Regions from separate parts of the Homo sapiens genome. Here region 1 is linked to region 2. Evidence: read pairs that join two places in POLR2A ChIA-PET (ENCODE). Cell type or tissue: CD4-positive, alpha-beta T cell. All regions are shown on one strand. Links, peaks and the distances in the headings refer to the core of each region. The heading gives the core; the rest is flanking DNA. Region 1 overlaps RIPOR2 (RHO family interacting cell polarization regulator 2). Region 2 overlaps LOC105374981 (a long non-coding RNA gene).

Region 1 (15,999 bases), core at 4,428-12,427, 52 kb before region 2:
GGTAATTTTAGCAAATTAAACTGCCATAAAAGGAATAGTGGTTTCATTGCTGGTTCTAACTGCTGCATACCAAAAGGTAGCCACATGTATAACATCTGCTGAGTTATTTTTGGTTGCTAAAGACAAATAATTTGTCATTAGAATGCAAAGCAGTTAGGTATAGCTACGTGCAAATATCTAGATTATTAACAAAACAGAATTATGTTCCTCTTTATTGTATATCAAGAGTGTTTAATAATTTCTTACTGTTCTTTGTCTAAAGGATTTGAAGCTGTAATGACAGTAACGAGATAAAAAAAAAAGGCCACCTAATTCTTATCTTTAAGTACAATATAGCATAAAGAAAGAACAAATGCTTATGTATCCGAGACTGGATCCATCAACGTATGGCAAATTCCCAACACCAAAGACAAAAGAATACATTAGAGGCATATTTGTACATGTGTGAAATGCTGTATTACTTGTATTCTGAGCCCAAAAGGCACTATCCCATTGGTTCCCCTCTCAGAGGCCCACGTAACTCCTGTAATCACACCAAGCTCTCACTTAGGTTAGTAAGTTAGCTTCCACAATCCTCTTGCCAATTTATGGTCCTTAGCCAATTTACCTAGAGTGGAGTTACATCCATTCTTATTTATTTTATTTTATTTTTTTGAGACAGGGTTTTGCTTTGTTGTCCAGGCTGAAGTGCAGTGATGTGATCTCAGCTCACTGCAACATCCACCTCCCAGGTTCAAGTGATTCTCGTGCCTCAGCCTCTCAAATAGCTGGGACTATAGGTGCGTGCCGCCACCCCCAGCTAATTTTTGTATTTTTAGTAGAGACAGGGTTTCACTATGTTGGCCAGGCTGGTCTTGAACTCCTGACCTCAAGTGATCCACCTGCCTCAGCCTCACAAAGTGCTGGGATTACAGGCGTAAGCCACATCCATTCTTACAGAGCAAGAAAATGAGGGTTGGAGACTTTTCCCAAGACTCCCGTCTCCCCTAATGCACCCTCCATCACCTCACACTCACCAGTTTTAAATCTTGTTTGTACCCGATAGATTTTTTTCTTTTTTTTAAGAGACAAGGTCTTACTGTGTTGCCCAGGCTGGATAGTATAATGGCGCAATCATAGCTCACTAAAGCCTGGAACTCCTGGGCTCAAGTGATTCTCTCCCCTTAGCCTTGTTTCTCCTGCATCATTCCGTATGCTCACACCCAGGACGTACTCTATCCTCTGGGTCACACAAGAACTGTTTGAAGGCCACTTTTTATTTTCTGGGACTCAAATCTCACTCTATTGCCTGGCTTCTTTTGGCCCTTGCCTTTTCCATTTTTTTTCTAGTTCACTGGGGAGAAAGTAGTTTTCATTCATTTTCTTGTGTCCTCATCTCATCAGCCTGGGTGAAGTTATAAACAGTGGAGTAAGAGGTGCTGAATCTTTGGACAGCCTGGGAGAAATAAAGCAGGCAACAGATCTTCTCTGGAAAGATTTTCACAGGGCCTCAGACTTCTTACTGATTAATGAATTTATTCGTGGGAAAAAATGGTGGGAGAAGGACAAGAAGAGACGCAGGAGACATAGCAAGAGAGGCAATGTGTGGATTCTGTTTGGACTATAATGGCAAACCAACTGAAAAGTCATTTTAAGATACTTGGGATGTTTTAATATGTACTAGATATTAGATGATAATTTGCTAATTTTGTCAGGTGTAAAATGGCCCTAGAGTTATGCAAGGAAATGTCCATACTTAGTTTGAGGCTACAGTGAGTTATGATCTTGCCACTGACTCCAGCGTGGGCAACAGAGTGAGACCCTGTCTCTAAAAAAACCAAAACAAAACAAAAGTGTGCATACTCTTGAGATGCAGTGGAAGCAGGTACAAGTGAAATCCAGAGGTCTGAATTTGCTTTAAGATACTTCAACAGCAACAATCACCAAAGGGATCGATCAAGCATGGAATAATCTTGCCAATTTTTGTAACTGGGTGATGGATATTCAGGAATTTGTTACCTCATTTACTCTATTCCTGTGTATGTTTGAAAAGTTTATTTACTGGGTGTCTACCAGCCCACTGCTGATACAAAAAGACAATCCCAAATAGCTTAAGGGTATCAGGACACTCGTCTAGCATAAAGTAGGTGAGGGCAGTCTCAGAGACAGTAATTCTTAACCTTTACCCCCTTTATGGAGCACTTTAGGACACAGTGAATGTAAGAATGGGGGACATAGACTGTAGGCAATATATGAAAACCCTTGTCCTCCTCAGGTCTCTGTGCAGATAAAGATGAGGCCATGAGAAGGGGAATGTGTCTATTTTCTCTAGAAGATGATTTGGTTTGGCCTTTTAGCCTGGTGCATTTACCCTATCCCACTTCAAAGCAAACAAGAAGGTTATAATCTGACCACACTGGTGCTCAAATTAACTGGCTTCAATAAATTCCAGATCTACCTAATTTTCCACTCCACTCAGGCCAACATCTGTGTAAATACAGAAGCCCCAACCAAACTGGGGAGCATCCTTCTTGGATATGACCCAGATCAACAGGGGAAGAGAATCGTGTTGTCAGGGAACCTTAGATTTTGCCTCTATCATCTGGTTTATAGGGAGAAGCTTGTGGGAATATTCTGGGACTTTCACCATAAACAAGAGAACAGAGAGGTCCTAGGCTGTCAGGATCCAAAGAAACAAATGCGCAATTTGAGCCAACTGGAAGCATTGAACTGGATCACATCAGCCACGCAAAAATGAAAAGATTAAATGATCTCCATGTAGGGAAGTTAGGTGTTCGAACCAACTGCCAGAGGACTTCTCCACCATAGCGAGCTACCAAAGAATTTAGTAGTCCAGGTGCTATGAGGAGCAGGTGACCCATTAGAGGTCAAAGTCAACAGAAAGAAAGGTTCATCTCCTGGTGGCTACACAGCTGTTTGTATCTCAAATATTACTTGGAACTTCAAAGAAACACCTTGATTGACGAAGGTGATTCAGGACAATATTTCATGTTTGCAGACTGCACTTTTCCAAATGCTTTGGCACCTACTCTACATGCTAACAGCAACCTGTGAGTTAGGTAGGACAGTGATTATTATTCCTGTTTTACAGGAATAAGAAGAGGTTGTATAGAAGGGAAATTCATCTGTATTCTGAGACTGACCTGTAGGCAACTGTTCCAACAAGATTGTTAGCAGAACTGGAACTGGAATGAGGGTTTCTACCACCCAGATGGGGTCTTGTTACTACTTATCTCCATTCTCCTTTAGCTAAGAGTGCAGAATTCCCTTACTATTAACAATTTCCTTTTCCGTTTCTTAATTTTCTGTCAACCGGGAGGGGAGGATCATCAGTTCTCAGAATGCCTTGTGGCCCCACAAACATCATCAATCAGTACAAATCCAATTCAGTGCTCACATGGTTTAAGAACAGTAACTGGTGTCTCACTACGACCTCCTGTTCCCCGTCCCCAGGCGTTTTACTTTCATATCCCATAACCATTCCCAACCACTAGGCGCTCATTGAGGGTCAACAACACAGTATAACAATAATAACAGCATTTCAGTTTCAACAAGAATAAATGGATAAATGGGTCATCTTTGCTATTCAGAGAGTAACATCCCACACCTATACTCTTAGGGTTAAATCCACAGTCATGTCGACTGTTAGAGATGGATTTAATGGGTTTATTTGAAGACATCTGCTACATTAAAATATTTACCCTTGTCCCAACCTCTGCATCCTCCTATTGATATAACTATCAATAACTTCTAGAAAGAGCCTAATATAATGCACTAATTTAGAGGTTCTCAAACCAGGCCGTATCTTAGAATTACCTGGGCAGTTTTTTTGTTTTGTTTTGTTTTTTGAGACAGAGTCTCACTCTGTCGCCTAGGCTGGTGTGCAGTGGCACCATCTCGGGTCACTGCAACCTCCGCCTTCCAGGTTCAAGCTATTCTCCTGCCTCAGCCTCCCAAGCAGCTGGGATTACAGGCACACCCCACCATGCCCGGCTAATTTTTTTATTTAGTAGAGATGGGGTTTCACTATGTTGGTCAGGCTGGTCTCGAACTCCTGACCTCATGATCCGCCCGCCTTGGCCTCCCAAAGTGCTGGGATTATTGGCGTGAGCCACCGCACCCGGCACCTGGGGAGCTTTTTAAAAATGTCATTGCCCAAGCCTCATTCCCAGAGATTCTGACTTAGTCTGGGGTGGGGCCTGGGCATACGTACTTTAAAAAAAAAAAAAATCTTCTAGGGTTTAATTTTTCTCCATACACACAGCATGCAGTGATCATGTCACATTTGCCTCCCATCCTTTTAACATGTAAAGAAAAAAAAGGAGTCATTCATGTTCTTTAGTCGCTTGGCTTCAACTTCACTGCACAAAATATTTGAAAAAGGCATTACAAATATTTACCAGAAAAACAGGATAAAATTGTGTCACTCGTTCAGTTGCATACAAGGAATGGTTCTGGGAATCTTAGGATTTAAAAGAACTTCTTCGGCCGGGCGCTGTGGCTCACGCTTGTAATCCCAGCACTTTGGGAGGCCAAGGCAGGTGGATCACGAGGTCAGGAGATCAAGACCATCCTGGCCAACACGGTGAAACCCTGTCTCTACTAAAAAATACAAAACATTAGCTGGGCGTGGTGGCGGGCACCTGTAGTCCCAGCTACTAGGGAGGCTGAGGCGGAAGAATGGCGTGAACCCGGGAGGCGGAGCTTGTAGTGAGCCGAGATCGCACCACTGCACTCCAGCCTGGGGAACAGAGCGAGACTCCGTCTCAAAAATAAATAAATAAATAAATAATAAAAAAATAAAAAAGAACTTCTTCATTGCACTGTTGTGAAGACTTAAAAGGAGCCCCGTGTCAGGATTGGAACTTGTTGTCATCTGTTCCTGTGTTTTCCAATAGTTTCACTAACAAAACAAATGCCTTCTACTTCAGCAGTGCTGAGACCAAAGAATCCAGCCTGCCTGGGTTTGCGGCATGGCAGCACCACTTTATACTGTGTGGCTTTCACGGGTTGCTTAAGTTTTCCAGAACTAATTGTATAATAGGGATAATAAAAGAACCAAACTCATAGGTCGCTATGAAAATTATATAGGTCAATTAATGGAAAGTGCTTAAACAGCGAAAGGGTTCATTGCTGTTCTTGTTACAGCGATGAGGATATATTATCAAGTCAATTCCAGTTTACTAAAGTCTAGATTGAGAATTCCTGTACATCTCCTAGAGGAAAAAAAACTTCAAAGGAGGTTGATTTCATGAATTTTATCATGTACCTGGGCTGTCATTTTTAACTACTGTGCATTCTCAACTCTCTTGAAAGTTGAATTAATAAGATGAGATTCAGTTATAGAGACTACATAATATCAGGAGGTCAAAAATAGTTGGCTCTTCCTATTAAAAAATAGGCTGGGCACGGTGGCTCACGCCTGTAATCCCAGCACTTTGGGAGGCCAAGGTAGGTGAATCACGAGGTCAGGAGATCAAGACCATCCTGGCAAACATGGTGAAACCCCATCTCTACTAAAAACACAAAAATTAGCTGGGTGTGGTGGCACGTGCCTGTAATCCCAGCTACTCGGGAGGCTGAGGCACAAGAATCACTTGAACCCGGGAGGCAGAGGTTGCAGTGAGCTGAGATTGTACCACTGCACTCTAGCCTGGTGACAGAGCAAGACTCCATCTCAAAATAAATAGATAAATAAATAAATAAAGTTGGTATTAAATGTGGCACAGGATCCCAGGGTATTTTACCACCAGAAGGAATGATTTTTAAGAGCAATTTTCTATGATATGATTGTGAGCTTTTCAGTGAAACCCTCCAGACAATCAGCCGCTCTGAACATTTTCTTTTTGAAGAACGCCATTCACACTGTATATTTCTCAAACCTCATCCCAATACATTGGAAGTGAAAACACAGGGAGCAATGAATGTGGGTGTTGAGTCTAATCAAATGGGATGAGCAGAGTTCAGAATGTGAACTAGGCAATGTCTTTCACAAATGACAGGCATTCACTTAAGAGTGTATTTCGATTCCTAGGAGGGCCAGAATTTTTTTCTGTACCAAAAATACATCATTTGGCAGGATGAGTTTATTGTTTGAGTCAGCAGTGCGGGTGTTCCAGCCCCAGGAGCAGATGCCCTCCAACTGTTCAGACTGGGGTATTCAGGGTGAAGAGAGAAGGGGGCCACAGCGTGGACAGGTGGCTGCACACAGCCAGTCATAGCACCCCTCCCCCTCCGCCATCCTCCAGATTTGGATTCCGGATTACACTGTGTGCCACAATTAATATTCGCAGCAGGAAATGGCAAGTATCAAATTTACCAGTTATGTTTCTGTTAGCACTTCCAGAGTCAAGGAAAATTGTTTAATAAGGGCATTTGTCTTAGTAAATGAAAGTTCGTCTAAACTTTACATGTGTATGTATTACATATTTCCTGAGAGTTGGCTCCGAGGCAATTTCATGCCATCATACCTCTCATTACCAGAGGGCCTTAAGTTACAGAGAATCTTAAAGATGGTCACAGTTAGTGTTTTTATTTTTATTTACTTGTTTATTTATTTTTTGAGATGATGTCTGGTTCTATTGCCCAGGCTGGAGTGCAGCAGCGGGATCTCGGCTCACTGCAACCTCCACCTCCAAGGCTCAAGGGATTCACAGCCTCCCAAGTAGCTGGGACTACAGGCACGCACCACCATGCCTGGCTGAGGCAGGAGAATTGCTTGAACCCGGGAGGCGGAGGTTGCAGAGAGCAGAGATTGAGCCATTGCACTCCAGCCTGGGTGACAGAGCCAGACCCTGAAGAAAGAAAGAAAGAAGGAAGGAAGGAAGGAAGGAAAGAAGGAAGGAAGGAAGGAAGCAAGGAAGGAAGGAAACATCAAGCCAAAGTGTAATGCTAGGCACAAAATATGCACTCAGTTAAATGACACCTATTATCCTATTATTATCATCATCATCACTAAGGTCAAAGGTAAAAAGACAAATGGCCTTACCTAAACAAAGCTTTGTGTTTTTATACTTTGCTGTGTTTTCCTACTTAAGTTGGTCTTACTAGAACCTATAATCTGAAGCGATAAGTTCTGGCACAGTAATATGATTATTATGAAGTTGTAACTCCATTGTCTAAGCTGGGGTCCTCTGTGAGGGGGTGTGGGGCAAGGAGGTAAGTCATCTTCAACTCACCCTGCTAATATTTTCTGCAGACAAAATCTGATTATGGCAAGTAAAGTTGCCTTAGATAAGTTGTATCACTTTTTCTCAAAAAAGGGCAATTGAGAGCCAAATAGAGATCTTCCTTTTTCTCTTTGTGAAATTTCCTTTGGTTGTCCTTTTTTGGATCTTTAGAGAGCTTGATGGAGGGATAAGAAAATAAGAATGAAGATCAATATGCAAGGTGTTGCCTCTTGAACTTCACTGCAATGAACTAGCTCAATTTAACCTCCCGTGTATACGTTCCCATATAAGACATTACTTTTACAATTCATCACTAAGGGAATGTGTCCTTTAAGGAACTGCTGTATTTTGTATGCCCATCTTTCTGCTAGCAGGAACTTAGGTGATAACTTCCTTTGTTCCCCTTTCTGCCTGGTTACAAGGAAGCTCAGAGTAAAATTTACTGCTCCGTCATAACAAAAACATATTTACTTTCTCTGGCTCCTCCTTTTGATACTGGTATTCTCCTTTCAAAATTGTTCATTATTGTAACCTGTCTCAACTCAACATCAGGGAGTAGTTTTTTTTTTTTTTTTTTTCAGTAAACTTGAACCACCTCTTAGCCTTCTCTCAATTACTAGGTGTGAGTTCAAAGAGGCCTTAGCAGCTATCTATTGCTTGACAAAAGTCACAAGGAAATTTCCACTGATGTCCATTCATTGCCCCATAATTTGTTCCAGCTGTTTGTTTCAGTTTTTGGAAGCCACTGGATCATGAAGGTTCAGGGACAATGTGGGAACAAGTAGTGTGATCATTACCGTAAATCTCCCACAAATCTTGATATAGGAAATAATTATCATTCTCATTGAATTATCCTCATAAAGGAAACTATACTCAGGCTAACATGGGGCCCATGAAGATAGCTTCTTTTGCACTGATTTGAAAAATGGGCACTTCTGGAAGAGATAACATATGAGTTAAGTCAGTGAATCACAGCTATTGTTCTGGAAATTATATTCAAATCTAGTCAGTCCAAATCTGAGAACTCTATTTGTGATGCAAATAAAAAAAATACTTCTACTTAGCAAACCAATGCAATTTTGCATATCATTCAGATTGGTTACCACTTTAAATCTTTTCTGATAGAGAGATAGAAGGGTAAACCATGCGTGAATTAACCACATCTGACGCTATTCATTTTCCTTCAACTGCAGGTAATTATCCTGCATAATTCTCCTATGCATAAATTAAAACTGCATGAATTAACAATGAGCTTGTTTTCCTACATTCAGTAATTAAGACAAAATTGATCAAGGGATACTTTACATGTGGGCACGGATCAGACAAAAGTCCTCACAAAAGAAAAGGAATGATTCCTTTTTTCTCTCAAGTTTGTTTTTTCTCCATTTTCCTCCCCTTTTGTGGGGTTGTTCAGATCTCTGAGGCGTCAATCGTTTGCAAGAGGAAGGAGAAGGCACGCCACTGATATGGCGTTATTTATCAGCATGCATTGCTTACTTGGAGAAAAAGTGCCCATTTCATTTCCTGATGATAGGGCATCTTTGCAGACACACAGCTTACCCAGCTGGAATAATGAACCTTTCAGATGGAGGATGTGAAAAATCTTCTTCTTGATTATAATAGAAGCCTGAAGAGTCTCATCAACGCCTTGGTATCAACTGAGAACCTCAGCCTACGTGGACAGTCTCTGTTTCGAGTTGCTAAGCCAAAAGATCTGGCAGCCACAACTCAGCTAAGTTATGTGGGAGAACTCGGGCTTTTTGAACATGCTACAAACTGGCAGTTGCTGTGGGAACTGTGGCTCTGAATTTGGAGTCTGTGTATTTACATCCACAGCCGCAGCACAGCCCAGACTCTGATGCCAGACGGCCTAGGTTTAAAACCAAGCTCTGCCTCTTAGTAATTTTTCAGAGCCTCCATTCTCTCATCTATAAAATGGAGTAATTACCTCAGGGTGTTGTGAGCACTCAATGAATTAGTACATGTGCCTGGCACATTAGAAATGCTATTTAGTGATAGCTATTACTTTTATAATAATATAAAACATGTTTATTTAGATTGGATGTTTCATTGTATGAGAAGCTTGGCCAGGCGTGGTGGCTCCCACCTGTAATCCCAGCACTTTGGGAGACCGATGCAGGGAGATGCTTGAGCCCAGGAGTTCGAGACCAGCCTGGCCAACATGGTGAAACCCCATCTCTACAAAAAATACAAAAATTAGCTGGGTGTGGTGGCATGAGCCTGTGGTCCCAGCTACTCAGGAGGCTGAAATGGGAGGATCGTCTGAGCCCAGGAGATCGAGGCTGCACTGAGCTGTGATCTGGCCGCCGCACTCCAGTCTGGGTGACAGAGTGAGACTCTGTAGTTTTCTGTCAATATGCAATATGAAATATGTGTACACATATCTGTGATTCAGAATTTGCATTTATGTGTTGTTGTTGTTGTTTTGTCTTGCTTTTTGTTGTGGTAGTTGTTGTTTTAAGAGACGGGGTTGTCAAAGCTGGACTTGAACTCCTGGGCTCAAATGATCTTCCCACCTCAGCCTCTGGAGTAGCTGGGACTACAGGCACAGACCACCACACCTGCCTTAGACTTCGTATTTATTTTTTGAAAATTTCGATGGCTTCAAACTCCTCTTGTGCCCAGGAAGGCCTTGCCTGTGTACCTACACTCAAGATCTATGATTCACCTAAAGGGAGATGATAGAGGGAAGGTCATTTTTACCATATGCAGAATCTTATGTGCCAGGCTTGGCCAGGCTTATACTCCCCCAGCTGGATTATAAAGGAGTGAAACTAGTCCCCTACACGAAAAACTATGCATCCTTTCAATAGGGCTTTTTTCAGTACCTTTAGCCTGATTACTGTATATTCACATTTATGAAAACATCTTGAGTTAATGCAGCCCCTTAGTCCCTTCCTGCTTTGGTTATTTTCTTCCATCAGTGAGGGAAAGAGCCATTTTGTGACAACCAAAGAACAAAACCAAACCAAAACAAAAACTACATCTGGAAAACATCCTAATGTGAAGAAATACACATTGAGGATCTGGAAAGAAAAAATGACCCTTAAAAAAGAAACACCACGTGCCATTTCTATCCTATTTTAGGCCAAAGACCATTATGACAAAATTCAAAGGGCAAACTTTTTTTGGAATGTCATGGGAGCCTGAAAAGGGAGCAATTCCTGACCTTTATGTCATTACAGGGGCAGGTTTCCATTTGCAAAACCAAGTGTCCAACTGAGGACATTAGTCGTGTTGTAAGAGAAAACGGTCATACCTCAAATAGGCCATAGTTTGGTGATTGAAGGGGGAGGGCAGGAAGAACAAATCACCTCTCCTCCCTCCAGAGAAACACAGTTTTTGCTGCCTCCAGGCTGGCTAAGTGGACCTCCCGGGGTGGAGAGCGCCCAGTGAGGAGTCAGAACATCTCAGTGCTAACCAGCTAATCCATTCGTTTGGTTTCCTAATTTGTGAAATTAGAGACATTGATATTACATCACAGGGTTGTTCTGTGGTTTAAATGAGACCATGGTTGTAAAAGTTGTTCAAAACTGCAAAAATCCACAGAGATATAAGGCACTATCACTGGGACTAAAGTATCGTGATGACTATTCTCAACTGGACCTTGAACTTAAACTTGAGGAACAGCAGACTTTAGGTATCAAAGAAGGAGGCCTGTGCAGAAGAGAAGCGGTAGAAAAGGAAAGACCAGCAGTCAACTGGCTGGAGGAAGTAAGGGATCGCCAGTTGTGGCAGAATGTACTGCAGGTGTCAGAGCATAGTAGTCAATCCAATTACTTTTTCTTTTTCTTTCTTTCTTTTTCTTTTTTTTTTTTTGAGACAGAGTTTCAACCTTGTTGCCCAGGCTGGAGTACAGTGGCGCGATCTTGGCTCACTGCAACCTCCGCCTCCTGGGTTCAAGTGATTCTCCTGCCTTAGCCTCCTGAGTAGCTGGGATTACAGGCACCCGCCACCATGCCCGGCTAATTTGTTTGTATTTTTAGTAAAGCTGGAGTTTTACCATGTTGTCCAGGCTGGTCTCGAACTCCTGACCTCAGGCGATCCACTCGCCTCAGCCTCCCAAAGTGTAGGGATTACACGCGCAAGCCACCGCGACTGGCACTTTTCCTTCTCTTTTTCTCCATCTCCTAAGTGGGACCCCAATTTGAGGACACTTCCTGAAGTAAGGTTTGCACTACCTATACTTGCTACATTGAGACAGCTCTGCTTTGAAAACAAGTTATTTGGATTCCTGTTTGTTCACATGCTAGATTAGCCAGTTTGAAACTAAACTCCTTCTCAATGGTACCAACTCCACTTTCCCAAATCCTCCCCCGGCAAACAAACCAAAATGTGCAACAGTTTGCTTCTAATATACAATTTAAGAATGGGTTTCTTAGACCAATGTTCTGCAGGAGGAGAAGGTGAGCTTTAGATTTGGCTGTTCTGTGACTGCTACTATCATGTTATTTACCTCACAGGGAAGAAATTTGATAGGAATAACACAACACTGTGGTCATATTTGACCTTTTTCTGTGTCTGACCGTATAAACCAATCTAGTTATTTATTGCTGTGTGACAAATCATTCCAAAATGTAGTGGCCTGAAACAACAGCAGTGAGTCAGGAATTGGGAAGGCCTCTGCCAGACAGTTCTGGCTCAGGGTCTCTCCTCAGTCAGATGGTGGCTGGACATGGAACAGCAGGGTTTGGAGGAGCTGGGGGCTGGCCAGGCATCTTTCTCTTTCTTATCATCTCAGGTCTCTCTATGTGATCAGGTAGCTTGGGCTTCCTCCTAGCATGGTAGTCTCAGGATAGTCAGACTGCTTGCATGGTGGCTGATAGCTTCAAGAGTTAGTATTCCAGCCAATAAGGTAGAAGTTGAATGATCTTTTATGATCTAGCCTTAGAAATCACATTCTCTATTGATTGAGAAAGCCACAGTTTTGAGGGGAGAGAACATAAACCCCCATCTCTCCATGTATCAGAGTATCAGAGTCACTTTATTGAAAGATCATGCGGGGTGGGAGTTATTACTGAGGGCATCTTTGGAAAATATAATCTGCCAATCTGCCATATGGATGGACTGTAAGTAGTTAAAGGTTAAATTTTAGAAATTCAATATTTATCCCTGAAATGGATACTTACATAAAATCTCTCCTTAATCTCCAGATAGCAACTTCTTTTTTGTTTTTTTTTAACTTATTTATTTTTTAGTTTTTATGGGTACACAGTAGGTGTGTATATTTAGGGGTTACATGAGACATTTTGATACAGGCACACAATAAATAATAATTACATCAAGATAAATGGGGGTATCCTCCAGAGAGTAACTTCTAATGTGGTAAAACAGGCAACTATTCTGATGCCTCTCCCCTACCTCCCCTTTGTATCTTAATGACTTAACACTCGTTAAACTTCCTAAAAATCTCAGGCATCCACTTGTGTTCTGCCACATGCTACTGTCCCTCAGAGAAGGATCGTGCCATGCACATAGACCAGCAGCTCCCCGATTTCCTCATGACTTTCAGTGGCAGCTGCGTCAGATAGAGTGATCGGCACTCAGCATCGTCCCAACCCCTTCTTGCTGCCTTCCTTACTGGAGCTGGGAAGCTGAAAACTGCACTGCCCAGAATCCCCTGCAGCTAGGATTCCATGTGTGAGTTGGGGTCTCCGTCAAATGCACTTGCACAAGATTGAAGGTAGAAGCGGGGGCAAGGCTGTGTGTATGAGTTTCAGATGGCTGTTGTAACAAATTGCCACAATTTTACTGGCTTAAAGTGAAAATGACATATATTTACAGTTCTGGAGGACAGAAGTCTAAAATGGGTCTCACTGGACTAAAATCAAGGTGTTGGCAGGGCTGTGTTACCTTCCGGCGGCTCGAGGAGAAAATCTGTTTCCTTGCCCTTTCTAGCTTCTAGAGGTCACCTGCATTCCTTCCCTTGTGGGTCCTTCCTCCATCTTCAAAGTCAGCTATGTTCCATCTCCCTGATCTTTCTATCTTTCTTCCATAGTCACATTCCCTCTGACATAGCAGGGGAAGGTTCTCTGCTTTTAAGGACAAATAGAATTAGATTGGGCCCAACTGGGTAATCCAGGATACTGTCAAGTCCTTGACTTAATCACATCTGCAAAGTCCCTTTTGCCATGTAGGGCGACATAGTCACAGGTTCCTGGCATTAGGACATGGACATCTTTGGGGTGGTGGATGTGCATTATTTTGCCTACCATAGCAGACTTCTGCTTCTTTTATTGTCACTGCTGGCAGCCACCTTCATGGAATATCTGCTTTTTCTGTAGTGGCTTCCTGGCTGGCTTTTTCCTGACCATGCTAGTGGTAGTCTCATTCTGGAGCCAGTAGCTTCTCAAATCAGTGCACAGCTTCTTTTATTTTTGGAGACGGAGTCTCGCTTTGTTGCCCAGGCTGGAGTGCAGTGGTGTGATCCCTGCTTACTGCAACCTCCGCCTCCCAGGTTCAAATGATTCTCCTACTTCAGCCTCCTGAGTAGCTGGGATTACAGGCGTATACCACCGTGCCCAGCTAATTTTTGTATTTTTAGTAGAGATGAATCTTCACCATGTTGGCCAGGCTGGTCTCAAACCCCTGACCTCCAATGATCCACCCGCCTCAGCCTCCCCAAGTGTTGGGATTACAGGTGTAAGCCACCGCGCCCGGCCAGTGTATAGCTTCTTGAGTATAGGTTAGGCAGTGGCTCCAGTAGCCCTGTTTTACAATGTACTTTTCTTAGGTGTTCCAAAAAGCTCAACCTAGAGTGTGTTTCCTTATCCTTCAACTTAGAGAGCATTTGGTTGGCCTTCCTGACCCAACAATCCTGTAACCCTTTTTATTTTATATCTTTTCTGCTGAGTAGATTCTATTCTCTGCAACTGAGCCCTGATGAAATGTTGGATCACCTGTGGGTGTCCATCACCTCAGCTTCATCTCTCTTTTTTTCTAAGCTCCACTTATTTCTGAGGATGACGCATCACCGAGACAACTCTAAATTAGATGAGAACTTGGGAGGATACAGATCAAATTGGCTAAAATGCTGCCAATAACTTTATAAACTAAAAATACGGCACTGCAATTCAAGGGTTACAGCTGGTAGTTATCTTGGAATCTTCATGTAGGATAGGTTAACCTTGAACCTCTGCATATCAGCAGGGCACCTAGTGTGAGTATACATTAATTGGAAGGTAGACTGTCACAGCTAAGGCCAAAGCCAAGTCATTCCAGGACTTCATATGTAGCAAAAAGTAGATAAATCAAGCGTCATACTGGAATTGACCTCTTGGGAGTTGCACTAGCTCCAGGAGCTCCAGGAAACTGTCACTTTGAATTTATTTCTCCTAGTAGGAGGAGGAAAATCACGTGTGCTTTTAGCGTTTCTCTGCCTTGCTTTTGTATTTCTCAGGTACTCTCCCCACTTTCCTGCCCTTGCCTTCCTTCCAAGAGCTCTCCTGGAAGCCAAGGTCAGAAGGAGACAAGCTTGAAGAGAATGGAGTCATTGTTTCTTCATTTAACATCCAAAACAATTTGTTTGAGAAGGAAGAGATCACTTCCAGGGGTAGAGGTAAAGGCCAATAGCATTAAACCCAAAAGTGAAGAGGCAAATACAAGAAAGAATTAAAAGACACTGTTGTTTTTCAGTACATAAGGTTGGTTTTCGGTATGGTCATTGGCCAACCTTGTTCTAGTATCATCATCATTAATAGTAGCCTTGTTTCACAATTGTTCTTATCTGACCTTCCTTGCAAGACATGCCTTTTGACTGTCCCTAACTTTCCTACCTTCAGTCTAGATCTTAAATCTAGGTTCACAGGCAGTTAGTTAATAGTTGATACCTACCATTGGGTAGGCAGCATGCAAGTCCCAAGGATATAGGAACAAGCAAAACAGACCCTCTGTGCCTTCAGGGAGCTCACAGTCTTCCTAGTCTTTTTGTCTGGTAAATAGTCCCTTTTCCTTTCCATTTACCTGTAATCTTAGAATAGGCACATGAATGAAATCTTCATTGACTACTCCAATCACAGCCTTCTTCCTTTGACCTCTCATAGTCCTTTTCTTTAGGGTGACTGTGTGATTGCAACACCTCTGAGTGAAAGGTGGTGCTATTAATAATTATGCTGCAACAACAGGTGTCTATGGGGCAAACCAGGACATCCAGTCACCTATCCAACTCAATTGTGCTCCTCCTACTTCTCCACCAGACTGTGCTCCCTAGAAGGTATAATCAATATCTTACACTTTTTCTTTTTCTTAAGGGTCTCACTCTGTCACCTAGGCTGGAGTACAGTGGCATTATCTCTGCTCACTGCAGCCTTGACCTTCCAGGCTCAAGCGATCCTCCCACCTCAGCTTCCAGAGTAGCTGAGACTACAAGCATGCACCACCATGTCTGGCTAATTTTTCTTTTTTTTTCATAGAGATGGGGTTTCACCATGTTGCCCAGGCTGGTCTCAAACTCCTGGGTTCAAGCGATCTTCCCACCTTAGCCTTCTAAAGTGCTAGGATTACAGGCATGAGCCACCGTGCCCAGCCAATATGTTATATTTTTATATTGAATGCGATGTCTAACTTTGACCAGACCTTAGAATAATTGCCCAGTAAACACATGCTTAAGTTGAAACAAAAGTGGGATTCTCCCAAATTATATAACATTACAGAGTTGAACTTAAAATCCACCTCAGAATTAAAAATGATTGTGAATCAGTTTTAGAATGCTAAATGGTGTACAAAATAACTTCCTCTGAGACTCCTCTCTCCTTGGTCTGGTAGAGAACTCATTTTGATCTAATGGAACACAACATAGAAATATTGCACC
Region 2 (15,999 bases), core at 5,420-13,419:
GCATTTTCAGGGATCACTGTACAGTCTGCCCCTCCTCCCCTTTTTTTAACCTCAAGACAAATTTCTTGGTGTGGGAGCTACAGAAAGTGACAGAAGGGGTGGAGAAAAGATACACAGGAAAATAAACTTTAAGAAGACAGAAAGGAACAGTCTTCCATGTCTGTGAGAGATGTGGGGAAAGTTTAAGGAGAATTACAATCCTTCCTCCCAGAATGTGACCCCAGACCCAAGACAGCCAAAGAAGGCAAGATGAGAAGATATAACTTTCTCAACTTTTAAAGAAAGGCATGCATTTTGTGCACCCTAAATCTTATAATGAAAGATTGCTTGATAGCACATAAGTCACTGGGTGGCAAAATAAGAGACAATATAAAATATTGTTATTGAAAAAATGAATTTTATTTAATGACTAGTACTTGATCCTTTGGTAAATCACAAACTTTCTAATTATTTGTTTTCAAGGAACTGAAGGAAGATCTTACCGAGTTGATACTATGGGATCAAGAAATGTATTTTTAAATAATAATTTATTACATGATATTTGACATACGATTGACAAAAAATTAAAAGAGATTGGATATTAGAGAAAACGCTGACATAAAGACCTTTAAAAAGCCTTTCTTTGGGTATATACCCAGTAATGCAATTGCTGGGTCAAATTGTATTTCTAGTTCTAGATCCCTGAGGAATCGCCACACTGACTTCCACAATGGTTGAACTAGTTTATAGTCCCACCAACAGTGTAAAAGTGCTCCTATTTCTCCACATCCTCTCCAGCACCTGTTGTTTCCTGACTTTTTAATGATTGCCATTCTGACTGGTGTGAGATGGTATCTCATTGTGGTTTTGATTTGCATTTCTCTGATGGCCAGTGATGATGAGCATTTTTTCATATGTCTTTTGGCTATATAAATGTCTTCTTTTGAGAAGTGTCTGTTCATATCCTTTGCCCACTTTTTGATGGGGTTGTTTGTTTTTTTCTTGTAAATTTGTTTGAGTTCATTGTAGATTCTGGATATTAGCCTTCTGTCAGATGAGTAGGTTGCAAACATTTTCTCCCATTCTGTAGGTTGCCTGTTCACTCTGATGGTAGTTTCTTTTGCTGTGCAGAAGCTCTTTAGTTTAATTAGATCCCATTTGTCAAATTTGGCTTTTGTTGCCATTGCTTTTGGTGTTTTAGACATGAAGTCCTTGCCCATGCCTATGTCCTGAATGATATAAATCATGCTGCTATAAAGACACATGCACACATATGTTTACTGCAGCACTATTCACAGTACCAAAGACCTGGAACCAAGCCAAATGTCCCACAATGATAGATTGGATTAAGAAAATGTGGCACATATACACCATAGAATACTATGCAGCCATAGAAAATGATGAGTTCATGTCCTTTGTAGGGACATGGATGAAGCTGGAAACCATCATTCTCAGTAAATTATCGCAAGGACAAAAAATCAAATACTGCATGTTCTCACTCATAGGTGGGAACTGAACAATGAGAACACTTGGACACAGGAAGGGGAACATCACACACTGGGGCCTGTTGTGGGGTAGGGGGAGCAGGGAGGGATAGCATTAGGAGATACACCTAATGTTAAATGACGAGTTATTGGGTGCAGCACACCAACATGGCACATGCATACGTATGTGACTAACCTGCATGTTGTGCACATGTACCCTAAAACTTAAAGTATAATAATAATAATAATAAAGCCTTTCTTCCATAAAAGCAATAAGAAACTGGGAAAATGGCCAGTATCGACTTTTGCAGAAGGCTGGAAATTAACCAAAGGCTTACAGCAATCCAGGAGCATTTATTCAAGAAAAATGGCTGAATTTCAATAGAACAATGAGTTTTATGGCATTTTAATTTACCAGCTTCCACACACTTCACCTTATCTCTGTGGTAGCCTTGAAAATCAGCAGCCTGCAATCACAGTGAAAATCAACAGCCTGGCAGCTATTGGAATGGTTGCAGAATGGAGATAAAGCTTCTTCAAAGTCCCATTCCCCCCAAAGTCCCATTCCCCCAAAACTGTCACTATTTGACCTGTCTGGTGGTTCTCTGGAAGACTTCACTCACAAGCCTTTTTATTTAATCTGATTTAGAGTTGCCAAGTGTGAACAGTCTTTTCCTTGGGGGTGTTTGTTGAAAAGAATCACAGGCAATTAGTCAATACTGCAGCCGCCTAAGTCAGTGGATTAGAGTTAGGGGCAAACAATAGGCTTAACAAAAAGCTTAAAAGAAAAAGCTTGGGAATGAGATGCCCATAGGAGACTTTGAAAAGCTCCCACATATTCCTGGGAATCTAGAAGGTGAAGCCTATATAGGGCTACGTGCATGCCCACAGCTGTGTATATGCTCAGAAAATACTTGAGAAGGCCCTAAGGTCTGACCACTGGCTAACCTTAAGGCTCTCCAGAAGCAGAAAGTAAAGGCTAAGGCAGAGTTGTAAAGTGCTTAACTGAGCATTGAAAGTGTGTCCTAGTGTGCATATAGAACCCCTTGGCAAAGACTGCAAGATTTATTGGTCCCAGGCATCTAAAGAAATTTCTGTTCAGTCATTAGTGTACCACTAAGCTAATCAAGCAGAGATTTCAGTGGCCACACATGACAAACAATATAGACTTTACAGAACTATCTCAGAAAAGTCACTAAAAAAACAACAAGAACAGCAACAAAAACCTTGGGGGAGTAGGGAGAATCTGATTTCCAGAGTTTCCATATAATTTTAAACATCCCGTTTTCAGCAAAAAATTATGAAACATGCAAAGAAGCAAGAAAGTATGGTCTATACACAGGAAAAATAAACAATCAATAGGAAGTCCCTAATGAAGCCCAGAAGATGTTGGCTGCAAACTTCCCAGATTTGATGAACAAGATTAATCTATAAATCTAAGAAGCTCAATGAATTTCAAGTAGGATAAACTCAAAGAAATCCACAACTAGACACATCATAATCAAACAGTAGAAAGTCAAAAACAAAGAGCATCTCACCCAAACAAAAGTGACTTGCCATATACAATGGATCTTCAATAATACTAAAAAGCAATTTCTCATTAGAAGCAATAAAGGGCAAAGGGATGAAAAAAAGTTGGTTAATGGGCACAAAAATAGTTATATAGAAGAAATATGTTCTAGTGTTTGACAGTACAGTAGGGAAATTATAGTTGACAGTAATTTATTATATATTTCAAAATAGCTGAAAAGAAGAATTGTAATGTTCCCGCCACAAAGAAAAGATATATGTTTGAAGTGATGGATACCCCAATTACTCTGATTTGTATATATTCCATACATGTATCAAAATATCACATGTACCCCCAAAATATGTACAATTACCATATATCAATTAAAAAAAAGAAATAAACCATAGAAGGCAGAAGAAAGGGGACAGCATATATAAAGTCCTGAAAGTAAAAAATAAAAACAAAAAAACTGTCAACTAAGAATTGTATATCCAGCAAAACTATCCTTTGAGAATGAAGGAGAAATAAATATATTTCCAGATATACAAAAGCTGAGGAAGTGTATTACTAGTAGATTTGCCTTGTAAGAAATGCTAAAGACAGTCCTTTAGGTTGACATAAAAGACACTGGACAGTAACTCAAAGCCATAAGAAAAAATAGAGAGCACTGGTAGAAGTAACTTCATAAGTAAACATAAAAGACAGTACAAATGTATTTCTTGTTTGTAACTCTTTTCCCTCATCTGATTTAAAAGACAATTGCGTAAAACAATAATTATACATCTGTGTTGACGGGCATATAATATATAAAGGTGTAATTTGTATGACAATAACAGCACAAAGAAGAGGGGAATGAGTAGAGTGATAGAGGATAAAAGTTTTTATATTCTCTTGAAATTAAAGTGGTATTAATCTAAACTAGATTGCTATAAATTAAGATGTTAATTGTAATCCCCAAGGCGATCACTAAGAAAATAAATAAAAAGTGTAGTAAAAGAACCAATAGAAAAATTCAAATTATAAACTAGAAAAATATCAATTTAGCACAAATAATTCAGTGATACCTCTATAAAAAATTTCTTTTATTCTCGTTTATTTTCTTATGTGAACTTGGCTTCTTAGTGCTTACACCTATATAAATAAAATATGAATATTTTTACAAATTCCTGTCTCACTGTAGCAAAAGTAATATTCATCCATGGATAAATGAACTCACTGAAAGAAAGTCAACCTCACTCATCTCATTAAGAGATACATTTCTAATAAAATTTTGATTTCATGCTGGAAGATGATAATTATTTACTTATTTATTTATTTTTAATTAATTTTTTTTTTTGAGACAGAGTCTTACTCTGTTGCCCAGGCTGGAGTGCAGTAGCATGATCTCAGCTCACTGCAACCTCCACCTCCTGGGTTCAAGCAATTCTCTTGTTTCAGCCTCCCAAATAGCTGGGATTACACCACCATGCCCAGCTAATTTTTATATTTTTAGTAGAGATGAGGTTTCACCATGTTGGCCAGGCTGGTCTCAAACTCTTGACCTCAGGCCATCCACCTGCCTCGGCCTCTCAAAGTGCTGGGATTACAGGTGTGAGCCATCGCACCCTGCCAACCGTCTCATTTTTAAAGCCCAAAGTAGATTCTGAAAAATTACATACCTTCACGCATTGGAAACCTTGTATCCTGTAATCCCAGCTACTCAGGAGGCTGAGTCAGGAGAGTCGCTTGAACCTGGGAGGTGGAGTTTGCAGTGAGCTAAGATCGCACCACTGCACTCCAACCTGGGCAACAAAGCAAGACTCCGTCTCAAAAAATAAATAAATAAAATAAGATGGTTAAAGACTACTGGTGCAGATCTCACATTGAGCAGAGTAGGACTACAGCAGGACCTGTAGGGCAGGGACTGGGATCAGGGGGTTCCTGGGGGAGCCAAAAGAAATAGGGGCCCAAGGGGTCTGGACCCTGCAGGAGGTAGGCTTCGCAGTGCCATCCCTTTGCACATACTAGCTTTGTGGGCTGTGACCCAGTCTCTCCTGACGTATTTCTTTTTGGCCTCCAAATTTCTTGTCCTCAAAGAAGGAATAAAACAAGGATTTAGAATTCAGGACTTGTTAAGTTGATTTTGGCCAAGTGTTTTTGAAAATTCTTCCTGGCGTGGCTTCTTTTCAGTATATGTGTTTCAGTGACCTCTGACTATACAGAGACAGAAAAACAATTTGGAGAAAGAGATATTTTGAAGACTATGTGACAGAAAGAAAGAAGAAAGAAAAAAGGAGGAAGAAAGAGAAAACGTGAAGGAGGAGCAGAATATTCTTCTTTTGGAAGGAAAATACTTCCAGATTGTGTCTGTTTTTTTAAAGATTCCGTGGGAGGATATCCAGAGACACTCCTTGATTTAAAACTTCAGCCTTCCCTCCCGCAAATTCGGCTCTGGGTGCCTATCAATGCTACAGGACAGACGTGGGCCCAGATAAGGCTGAAACACACCTCAACTCTCCGTCTCGGGTTTTGGGCTCACCTTAGATGCACTCTAACTCTGCTCTGTCAGGCATCCAGGAAGAACTACATGCATTTGGGTCAATTTGGATGGAGGAAATGAAGAATTATCGAGTAAGAAATCACCATTCCTCTTTTGTGTACTAGAAGGCTCAACCCTGAATGTACCTTCCTACTTTAATGTCTGAAATGTATTAATAAATTACGATAAAGAATGAAACAGTGAAAACAAAACCCCAGAATAAAAGAAAAGAAAACGTGTCCTGTGGACCGAATTATGGAACGGTCCTGCTCAGGAGGGAATAAAGTCTCATGTTTTCCTGACCTGGGACTGGTGGAGAAAGAAGATGGTGCAATTCTCCTCTGATTCCTTACAGTTTAATTAGCAGCCTTGATCTTCTTCAAAAAGGGGCTCTACCTTTTCTTCTCTTTCAAATAAAGGATGGGGAGGAGAAGGAAAAAGTAGGGGGAAGGGGAGGGGAAGGAAAAGAGTAGGGGAAGGGGAAGGAAGGAGCAGTGAAGGAAGGGAAGGAAAGAAAGAAAAAAGAAAAAAAATGAGATATTGCCTCAACTTTTAATGTATAAGTTAACTCTCGCATGTTTTAATAGCTCGTCTAGTTCAATTTGGCCTTCAAACGCTATATCCCCTATTATAGAGCTCACTTTCCATGACCACGCTCTTATAATTATTTTCCTAATTAGTTCCCTGGTCCTATACATTATTTTCCTAATACTCACCAAAAAATTAACTCATACTAGCATCATAGATGCCTAAAAAATCGAGACTGTCTCAACTATTTTACCTGCCATTATCTTAATTTTAATTGCCCTCCTATCCTTACGTGTTCTGTACATAACAGATGAGGTTAACAACCCTTCTATCACTGTCAAAGCAATTGGCCACCAATGATATTGAAGCTATGAATATACAGGCTATGAAGAATTAGTCTTCGATTCTTATATAGTCCCAACAGCAGACTTAAAGCCAGGAAAACTTCGATTCCTGGATGTTGATAACCAAACAATTCTCCCAGTAGAGATCCCCATCCGTATATTAATCTCATCCGAAGATGTCCTGCACTCATGAACTAACTATCCCCTCATTGGGCCTCAAAACAGATGCAATCCCCAGAATACCTGACTATGAAGAGAACCTCTGAGCATTAGGATGATGAGCCCAGATTCCTCTCCTTCACTGCTCTGTGTCTGTCTCAGATGATTGCTCATGGGAGTTGTTAGTTATTAATCACTCTGCTATTTCTTTCTTTCTTTCTTTTTTTTTTTTTTTGAGATGGAGTTTCGCTCTTGTTGCCCAGGCTGGAGTGCAATGGCACAATCTCGGTTCACCGCAACCTCTGCCTCCCGGATTCAAGAGATTCTCTTGCCTCAGCCTTCCGAGTAGCTGGGATTACAGGCATGAGCCACCACATCCAGCTAATTTTGTATTTTTAGTAGAGATGGGGTTTCTCCATGTTGGTCAGGCTGGTCTCAAACTCCCGACCTCAGGTGATCCGCTCACCTTGGCCTCCCAAAGTGCTGGGATTACAGGCGTGAGGCACCACGCCCAGCCACTCTCCTATTTCAAACATTTTTTTGCCTTTTAAATGTCAGTTCAGGTTGACCACAGGGAAACTTTGTAACGACCAATGGGTCAAGCTTCTGAGGCACTGGTTCTGGCCCCTTTTCCTCCTCTCTCCAACCCTCTCCCTCTTGTCCCTGTTCCCTGACTTCTCTTAGGTGTCAAAAACAATCCAGGGCTCATTTCATCTCTGTACATCCATGTCACTCTCTCCTCCTTAACTCTTCAAATAGTATCTTTTTTTTTCCTTTTCTTAGAACCATATCTGGTGTGACAACAATTTGAAAAGCGCCACCCATCCTCTCTGAGACCACAAACAGCGCTGAAGGCAGTGAACCAAGACTTACAAACAAGGGTGTAGACCAAGGAAAATGCTGGGGGCCAGAGGAGGAGAAAGCAAGAAGATAGAAACACCATAGTTTCAAGAGGGAGGGGAGCAGAAAGCCGCCAGCTCTCCAAAAAACAAGAAGCAAAACCCAGAACTCAAACCTCATGAAAGTATCACGAGGTTGAAGCCTTTAAAAGGTGTTTTTACAGCAGATTTTAGAGACTTCTCACCTTACCAACGGTTATAAACCCGTATCCTTGCAAATTCAGCAGTAGAGTCATTAGATTGCCCTCTCAGCCTCTGCACGTGAAGGGTCTCAGGGCTTTTCAGGACATCTTTAGGGTCAGGTTTCGTGAAATAGGTAGGTTGGGCCAGCTTTCTGGGGACTCTAAGCAACCTTGGAGAAAATGGGCAGGAGTAAATAAAGGTATGCCAGCTTGCTTTTTCCAGTGGGGACTTGGCAAATGCCAAAAACAGTATAAATATTATATTCCCATCTTCTAATATCATGGAAACCCATGGTGGCAATGGGGCGCAGGGCTCACTAGCCACCCTGAGGTGAAGAAGTGGCCCCTCAGAGATCTGAAGCTGGTTAGCAAGAGTTCACCAGGGCCTAGCTCCTTGTCCCTCAGGGAAAGCCCCTGGGTGCTATAGCCCACCACCTGGAAGGGGCAGCCCCTGGAGAAATGTTAGAATTCTGGGTGAATTATTTTCTTATGAAATTTCATCCAAAGTTTTAACAAAGTACCAAATAGGAGAGTTGTTAAGTATTGTGAGTGAGTGAGGTGGAGGAAGCAGAGCGGGGAAGGGGTGGCTCCACTCTCTCACTATATTCACTGCTCATCCTAGAGATGACCTAGTGTCAAAAACGTTGCAAATGCAACCAGCTGCCTGTTGCATCCATGTAGTTCAGTTGTTGCTATTTACAGGGTAGTATAAATGCCCGGTGCTGCTATGAACCAAGGTGCTGAGTATCAAATGTTCCTGGAAGAGCACCTAGTAGTGTTTCATTGGATGGTTTCTAGTAAAAACTTTATGCAAAAGTAATATGGTATTGCTGATTATAGGTATTATCTGATAATAATAATCCTGTCAAGTACTTGCTTGGGCCAGATCACTCTGTGAAGGCAGAAAGTTGGCAATGCTTGTCTTAAATGCAAGATTCTTTCTCTTTTCTTCCTCCCTCCCTCCCTCCTATTCAACCATCCTTTATTCACCCTTGGAAAAATTTGGGCTCTGCATTCACTCTTGCACAATCCTGTAATCTCATGGTTTACTTTATGATGACAATATTAATGACAATAAAGGCACATTTTCCCTAAGATACTTGGGAGTATGTGTGGCTTATCCTTCTGTTTTCCTTACGAAGTAAAAGGGAGCTCAGTGTGTCTGTCCTCACTTTACTGATGCAGAGATTAAGGACAAGGAATCTAAGTGAATGGGCAGTAGGGGACATGAAACATGGCAGGGTCACCGGAGCAAGCCAAAACACTTTTGAAGAGCCAGTGAGTCAAACCTGTGGAAACCTATGCCAGAAAGTTCTTACAGGGATGACTGAACTGTTCCATCTGAACAAAAAGAAAATATATTCATTTAAACAAGCCTAAAGTGCAGCTATCTAACAGGCGAGGTGGATGGGGTTGGGTGCATAGGGTTTGCTGCTTTAGTGCTGATTTCTCAAATCTTTTATTTTCTCTGCTGACCTCTGCAGTACCATAGAACACAGTCCAGGCATTAGACTTGCAGCCACAGGATCTAGGTCTTGTGTGTCAGTTTTGAAGGCAGCATGCCCTGCTAGACTGCGACATCCTAGAAGACAAAGGTCAGCCAAGATCTTTGCGTGAGGCCTGATAGAAATCAATGTTCCAGACATTTTAAAAATCAATGACTTCATTGATTTCCAGAAGTTCTCTAGGCAAGAGCGATCAGAGACTTTAGAAGTTCATATCAACATGGAAGTGGTAGAATGACACCTGAGAGAGTAGTGGGTGGTCACCAGGTCACAGGTGTCAGGGTGATCGGAACACTCTGCCCTACAGTGACCTTTGCTCTACCTCCCAATATTAGGCAGAGGAACTACCATTACACAGAGCCTGATTATGGTTTTTATGCTCAGGAGAACTTGTGTTGTCTTCTAAGTGCTGCAGCCCCCAGGTTTTTTGTAAGAGAGGGGCAAATAGACATTTTCTCACGTAAATTAATCAGCTCATTCATGAGTTTTGCAGTCGAATCGCTGTCTTTGCATGGTGTTGTCTGCCAACTAATGGAATAGGGGGTCTTCAAATTTTGTTGACAAAGATAAGACTTCCGTAAAAGGATCCCTTCAAAAGCAGCTTAAAGAGAATTCCGAAGCAACTGTGCTTATAACAATAAATGTTTCTCCATCACTTTCTTTCCAGTTCCTTTGCCTCACGCTTCTGCTACTCTAGTTGTTTTTCCCAGTTTCTCTCCTGTTTACATGCGCTAAAAGAAAACTGTGTAAGGCACTTCATAGGAACATTAAAAACTGGTACAAAGGAAATGTCATGGTTGGTGGGGCGGAGTTTTTAAAGGTTTGGTGAGAAAAAGAAATCCAGACCTTGCTTCTGGCATTTTCTGGGTAGGATTTTTTCACTGGTCCCTAATTCACAGAATAATCAGCTTTGGCAGCAATATTTAGTTCTCCTTTCTTTCTACACACTGGGATGAGGGCATATGAGAACGGAACTTGTGGTAAAGACTACCTTGCCACAACAGGACCCCACCCTGCTTACCTTCCGCTGGATCCACAGTAGTCGTAAATATGTAGTGAATTGTAAATGTGGGGCTTCCTGTATTCTGCAGTGGACATTGCCACACCACTGTCTCCAGTGGAATGAACCAGAATGTAAAATTTATACCTCTTTTGAAATGCGATGGAGCAACATAGGATGACCACATTTTTTCTGTACTATATTGCACTCTTTTGCACAATGTGTAAGAACACAACATGAGAAACCCACAAAGAAGGAAATAGAACAACTGAGGTTGTTGGCTGGGTAGGCTGCAAGGTAAAGCGCAGAATAGTAAATGCCCCACCTAGCCAACATCCTCTGCCAGCTGTTATTCCTGTCACCTAATCTCTACTGCTCTCTCTCTATTATTCTTTCCTATCATCCATCCATTCATCCAGCCAGTCAGACAGCATTTACTGGGGATCCTGTCATGTTGGCTGCTGGGGATATAGACTGCGAGTAGTATGCTGGTAAAAACTAAATAACTAGCTCTGAGGTAAGGGAGCTGATTTGCAGTGCTTATGGATTTTCATAGTGCTAATACTCCCACCATGACTAATTTCAAGCTACTAATGCAACATCATTGAAGCAAAGTTGGGAAGAGATGCACAGTAGCACACCATTTCCACCAACCAGATACAATCGATGTAAATAACCTCCAGTGCACAGATAATAATAAAAGGTAGTAATGAGGAGCTGATGAGTATTGAGTATTTATTAGCATTGTTTTAAATGTAATTTATTTAATTGCACACTTATATAATTTAATTTTAAATCATGGCTGTTTTAACAAACAGCTCACAACATTTCTGAAACTAACAACTGGCTCTCATAAGCAGGTATGTGCTGACTCCAGCACACCACTAGACAGAAAGAAACAATGTATGCTGTTTGCTTTACAAAAGTCTTTTTTAAATCTAGAAAGAATAACATACACATGTAAATAAGGAGTAGCCATATAGTTAATGTGATAACGCAGTAGGGGAAAGTGCTGGGCATAGAATTAGTGGGAAGCACAGTGAGAACCTGTTATGCACTGAATGTATGTGTCTCCCCGAATTTCATATATAGAAGTCCTAATCCCCAGTGTGGCTGTATTTGGAGTAAGGAAGTATTAATAATGAAGGTTATGGCTGGGTGTGGTGGCTCATGCCTGTAATCCCAGCACTTTGGGAGGTCAAAGCGGGCGGATCACCTGAGGTCAGGAGTTCAAGACCAGCCTGACCAACATGGAGAAACCCCGTCTCTACTAAAAATACAAAATTAGCCAGGCATGGTGGTGCATGCCTGTAATCCCAGCTACTTGGGAGGCTGAGACAGGAGACTCTCTTGAACCCGGGAGGCAGAGGTTGCGGTGAGCCGATATTGTGCCATTGAATTGCAGCCTGGGCAACAAGAGCAAAACTCTGCCCCCCCCCAAAAAAAATTAAGGTTAAATGAAATCATAAGTGTGGGGCCCTGATCTGATAAGATTAGTGTCCTTATAGAAGAGACACTGGAGAGCCCTCTCTCTCTCCAGGTGTGTGCCCCACAGAAAGACCATGTGAGGACATAATGAGAAGGCAGCTTCCTGCAAGCCAGGAAGAGAGCTCTCACCAGAAAGCGAATCAGCTGAGATGGGGTTCAGGCCATGCTACTTCAAAGTGTGGTACCTTGGCATTTGAGAAAACAGCAGAAGCAAGAAGGTCGCTCTCACCTTTCCCTCATCCTTCTCTGCTGAAGCGGGTCACAAGGCTTTCATTTGAGAAGTACCTTCCCTATACCTGGAGGAATGGTAGACCCTTATTTCTGAAGACACAAAGACACAAAGAAGAATCTGAACAGTCTTCAAAACATTCCCCCAGTTTATGAACATTAGATGATCCCTTTGTCCAATCATACATCTGCATGACTGTCTCCTCGTCATCAAACCTAAGCATAAAAATACACAAGCTTCTCTGTTTCTTTGAGTCTTCATTTCTAAAGGCTCCCCTGTCATGTAAAACTTACGTTCATTAAATTTGTCTGCTTTTCTCTTGTTAATCGGTCCTTTGTTATTGGAGCCTCAGTCATGAACCTAGTGATGGGAAAGAAGGATATGCTTTCTTCTTACAGCTGGAACATTGATGATCTTGGACTTCTAGCCCCAAGAATTGTGATGAAATACATTTCTGTTGTTGAAGCCACCAGGGCTATTTTGTTATGGCAGCCCAAGCATACTAATACAGAGCCCTAAATAAAATTACCTGGAGGGCGGGTTGGTAACTTGGACTCAACAGAAGCACCTGAGGATGCTCAGAGGCAGGCTGGTTTGCATTTAGCAAGTGGACCTCCCTATTCCTGAATATTTTCTCTTATCGCTAGTCAGTGTCTTCAGATACAAACACCCTGGCACAATTATGATCCTTGGCAGAATGTTGACTTTAGAAGGGAGAACTCCAACTTTGAAGCCCAAGCTGAGAAACACAGCAGGGCAGGTGAGGATTGGTGACCAGTGACTGCCGCTGCAACACAGGAATCACACCTGGTGAACTGTGCAGGCCCAGTCTCTCTCTCCTTTTTTTTTTTTTTTTTGAGACAGGGTCTCACTCTGTTGCCCAGCTTGGAATGCAGTGGTGTTATCATGGCTCAGTGCAGCCTTAACCTCCCAGGCTTAAGCGTTTCTCCTGTCTCAGCCTCCCAGGTAGCTGGGACTACAGGCATGTGTCACCATGCCTGGCAAATTTTTTGTAGAGACAATATCTCACTATATTGCTCAGGCTGGTCTCGAACTCCTGAGCTCAAGTGATCCTTCTGCCTCAGCCTCCCAAAATGCTGAGATGACAGGTGTGAACCACTGCACTCAGCCTTAGGCCCCGTCTTTAATAGTGGCTTCTCATGGCAAAGAAATAAACAGCACACGTTGGATTAATAACGTATTCTCATTCCCAAGAGTCCTAGCATTGATAATAAAATGTATGCCTTCTAGAATGAGAAAGTCTTTGAGATTCTTAGACATTTTGGTGGCTGTGCAGCACTTAGGGCATTCTTCCTAATGTGGTATATATGGACATGAACAAATAGTAAAAGAATTAAGAGTTGTGGCCGTTTATATATCCTGATTTGTAGAACAGGTAATGACATATATACTGAGTATGTGTAGATGTGCTTAGAGGAAAGGATGTTGGCCAAAATGTGAACAAGGATGTTATCTCTGGATTAGATATTTTGGGAGGAGAGTTTACTTCTATATGTTTGCTTGTATTGTTTGCATTTTAATTTTTTGTCAAAAAATTTATCAATTTATAATACCTGTCCATTGTAAATAAAGCAAGTAAGATTTAAAAAGGAAGTTTAAAATCCAACCATAGTCCCAAGAGCCAGAAATAAGCACTGTTAATATTTTGGCTTAGAACCTTCCAGATCTTCCGCTATGCGTGGCATATTTTCTTTGTAACCTCTCATCAGCCTTGGATTAATCTGTCTCCATATCCTAGACCGGGGCATCTGAGCCCTGGGGGACAGAAGGCTCACAGCTCACACAATATTAAGTTAGTTTTAAAACACAGTAGGCCCCTCACCCCTGCTCACAATTTTTAAAAAAGATCTCTAGTTAGCCCTTTTTCATTCCTCCCCCCACTATTTCAAAGCTTAAACCATTCTCCCTATCTCACCTCCTATTTCAGAGAAAATATAGACCATCAAGCATGACTCTCTTACTTTCTTCTCTTCCGCTTTTAAATCTGCAGTTTCTTTTCTTCCCCTCTGTTATAGTTGAAAACCTATCTCTTACTCCGTCTAAGGTCCATGCTGCTCCTTCAAAAAAAAAAAAAAAAAAATTACAAGCCTGGTGCAGTGGCTCACGGCTGTAATCCCAGCACTTTGAGAGGCTGAGGTGGGTAGATCACTTGAGGTCAGGAGTTCGAAACCAGCCTGGCCAACATGATGAAACCCTGTCTCTACTAAAAATACAAAAAAATATTAGCCAGGTGTGGTGGCAGGTGCCTGTAATCCCAGCTACTTGGGAGGCTGAGGCAGGAGAATTGCTTGAACCTGGGAGGCGGAGGTTGCAGTGAGCCAAGATTGCAGCAACCGCACTCCAGCCTGGGCGACAGAGTGAGACTCTGTCTCAAAAAAAAAAAAAAAAAAATTACAACTTTTCTCTGGTTTTGTAATTAATCATATCCATATTGAAAATGTTAGGAAATATGAAAGACACAAAGAAGAAAATAAAAATCACATGTAACTCAAACATTAAGAGACAATTACTGCTGGCATTGTAGATTCTTTGTTTTTTCCACACATGATTGTGTGTCTCTGCACATTAAATAAGTATTTTTACACAATTGAAATTATTCCGCACATGCTATCTCATAAATCTCTTTTTCCCTCTTACAATAGATCATAAATATTTTTGCATGACTACAAATATTCTACACTGAGATTTTAAGATGATTTTTTAGGTTAAAAATAACTTTTTCCTTATTTTAAAAGCAGTGTATGCTTATTGTGAAACCATTAGACTTTTGTTAAAAGGGAGAAAAACTTAAATACTTATCATCTTACCTCTGAGATATGATGAGCTGACATAATTTTTATATAAATTTAATAAAAATAAGTTCAGTCAGATATCATTCTATATCATTTGTGATATGCAAATATTTCATTTAATCCTCATGACACGCTAGGTAGTTGTAATTATTATGATAATCCCCACTTTCTAGATGAGGAAACTGAGGCCTAAGGAATTTAAGTAATCTGTTTGAAGTTTTTAAGCGGTAGAGGTGGGCTATGGACCTAGGCAGTCTGCCGCAGAGGCTGGAGTTTTAATAACTCATCTGTACAGCTCTCAATTTATAGGGAACGTCTTTCCACATCAATAAATCTTGCTCTCTGTGCCTTGCTTGCAAATATCTACTCTAGCTCAGAATCAGATAAACATTGTTTTGTTTTCTTGTAGTTCTTTTAAGATTTTCTCTTTCGATTACCAGTTGCACGTAGAATTACTTTTGTTTTTGCTGTGGGTGGATTCTCACTTCAGGTTTTTTCCAAATGGTTAACAAATGATCCAAGTTTTATTTATTGAACAACCTATCGTTTCTCCACCAACTTAAACTGTTATCTTTGTTTCTGCCTCTGTCTTCTCTTGACTTCTCTGAAAACTTATTTCATCTATTATCCACCATTTCTCCTGGATCTTGAAAATATGAGGTAGCTTTGAATTATTGGTACATTTGCTTAATTAATTGATTGATGTATTATTCATTAAGTAGCATTTATAAAGGATGCAACAGGAAGATTTTTAAAAATCTCTCTTGGGACTCACTGTCTAAAGACGTGTAACGACTCTTTTTAAGAAACACTTAAGTTGTACTTACAATGTGCCAGTCACTGTTCTTGGTGATTTACAAATATTATCTTATTTAATCCTCATAGCAAGACTATGATATAGGTACTATTTATATCCCCACTTTTCATATGAGGCAATAAAGCATCAAGAGGTTAAGTAACTTGTCCAAAGTTACATAGCTGGTAAATGGGTGGCTGGGAAAAGTTAACTGGCAATTCCAATGTTATGCAATGAGTGTCATTATCATAGGGGAAATATAGGGTTCTGTGGGCTCTTAGTAAGGGCATTTGATAGAGCCATGGGAGTCAGGAAAGACTTTTGGAGGGAGTGATGGCCAAATGATTCCTAAAGAATGAGAAGGAGGGTCGGGTGCAGTGGCTCACGCCTGTAATCCCAACACTATGGGAGGCCGAGGCAGGTGGATCACGAGGTCAGGAGATCGAGACCATCCTGGCTAACATGATGAAACCCCGTCTCCACTGAAAAATACAAAAAAATTAGCTGGGCATGGTGGCAGGCGCCTGTAGTCCCAGCTACTTGGGAGGCTGAGGCAGGAAAATGG

The links. ChIA-PET counts read pairs that join two places held together with the same protein. Peaks named below come from ENCODE experiments on the same cell type or tissue, not always from the same donor. Only the 100,000 strongest peaks of a DNase experiment are listed, where the experiment ranks them.
Region 1: POLR2A ChIA-PET joins it to region 2 with 17 read pairs; 8 of 35 experiments call an interaction of 5 or more read pairs at or near these places.

What each region holds. Positions count from the first base shown.
Region 1 is chr6:24,891,223-24,907,221 of GRCh38, forward strand. All of the region lies in intron 1 of RIPOR2 (RHO family interacting cell polarization regulator 2), which reads right to left. Among named protein-coding and RNA genes, the nearest start is that of RIPOR2, 37 kb to the right of the region's middle. In CD4-positive, alpha-beta T cell, for the core only: no CTCF peak of the experiment used is centred there; DNase peaks (open chromatin) are centred at 8,329, 8,629 and 8,949; H3K27ac peaks cover 3,358 bases.
Region 2 is chr6:24,941,792-24,957,790 of GRCh38, forward strand. LOC105374981 (a long non-coding RNA gene) reads left to right here. Exons shown (of 3, transcript XR_007059514.1): 3 at 7,306-8,700. It also overlaps a transcript of RIPOR2 not described here and the pseudogene MTCO2P33. Among named protein-coding and RNA genes, the nearest start is that of RIPOR2, 14 kb to the left of the region's middle. In CD4-positive, alpha-beta T cell, for the core only: no CTCF peak of the experiment used is centred there; DNase peaks (open chromatin) are centred at 7,430 and 10,130; H3K4me3 peaks cover 3,448 bases; H3K27ac peaks cover 6,243 bases.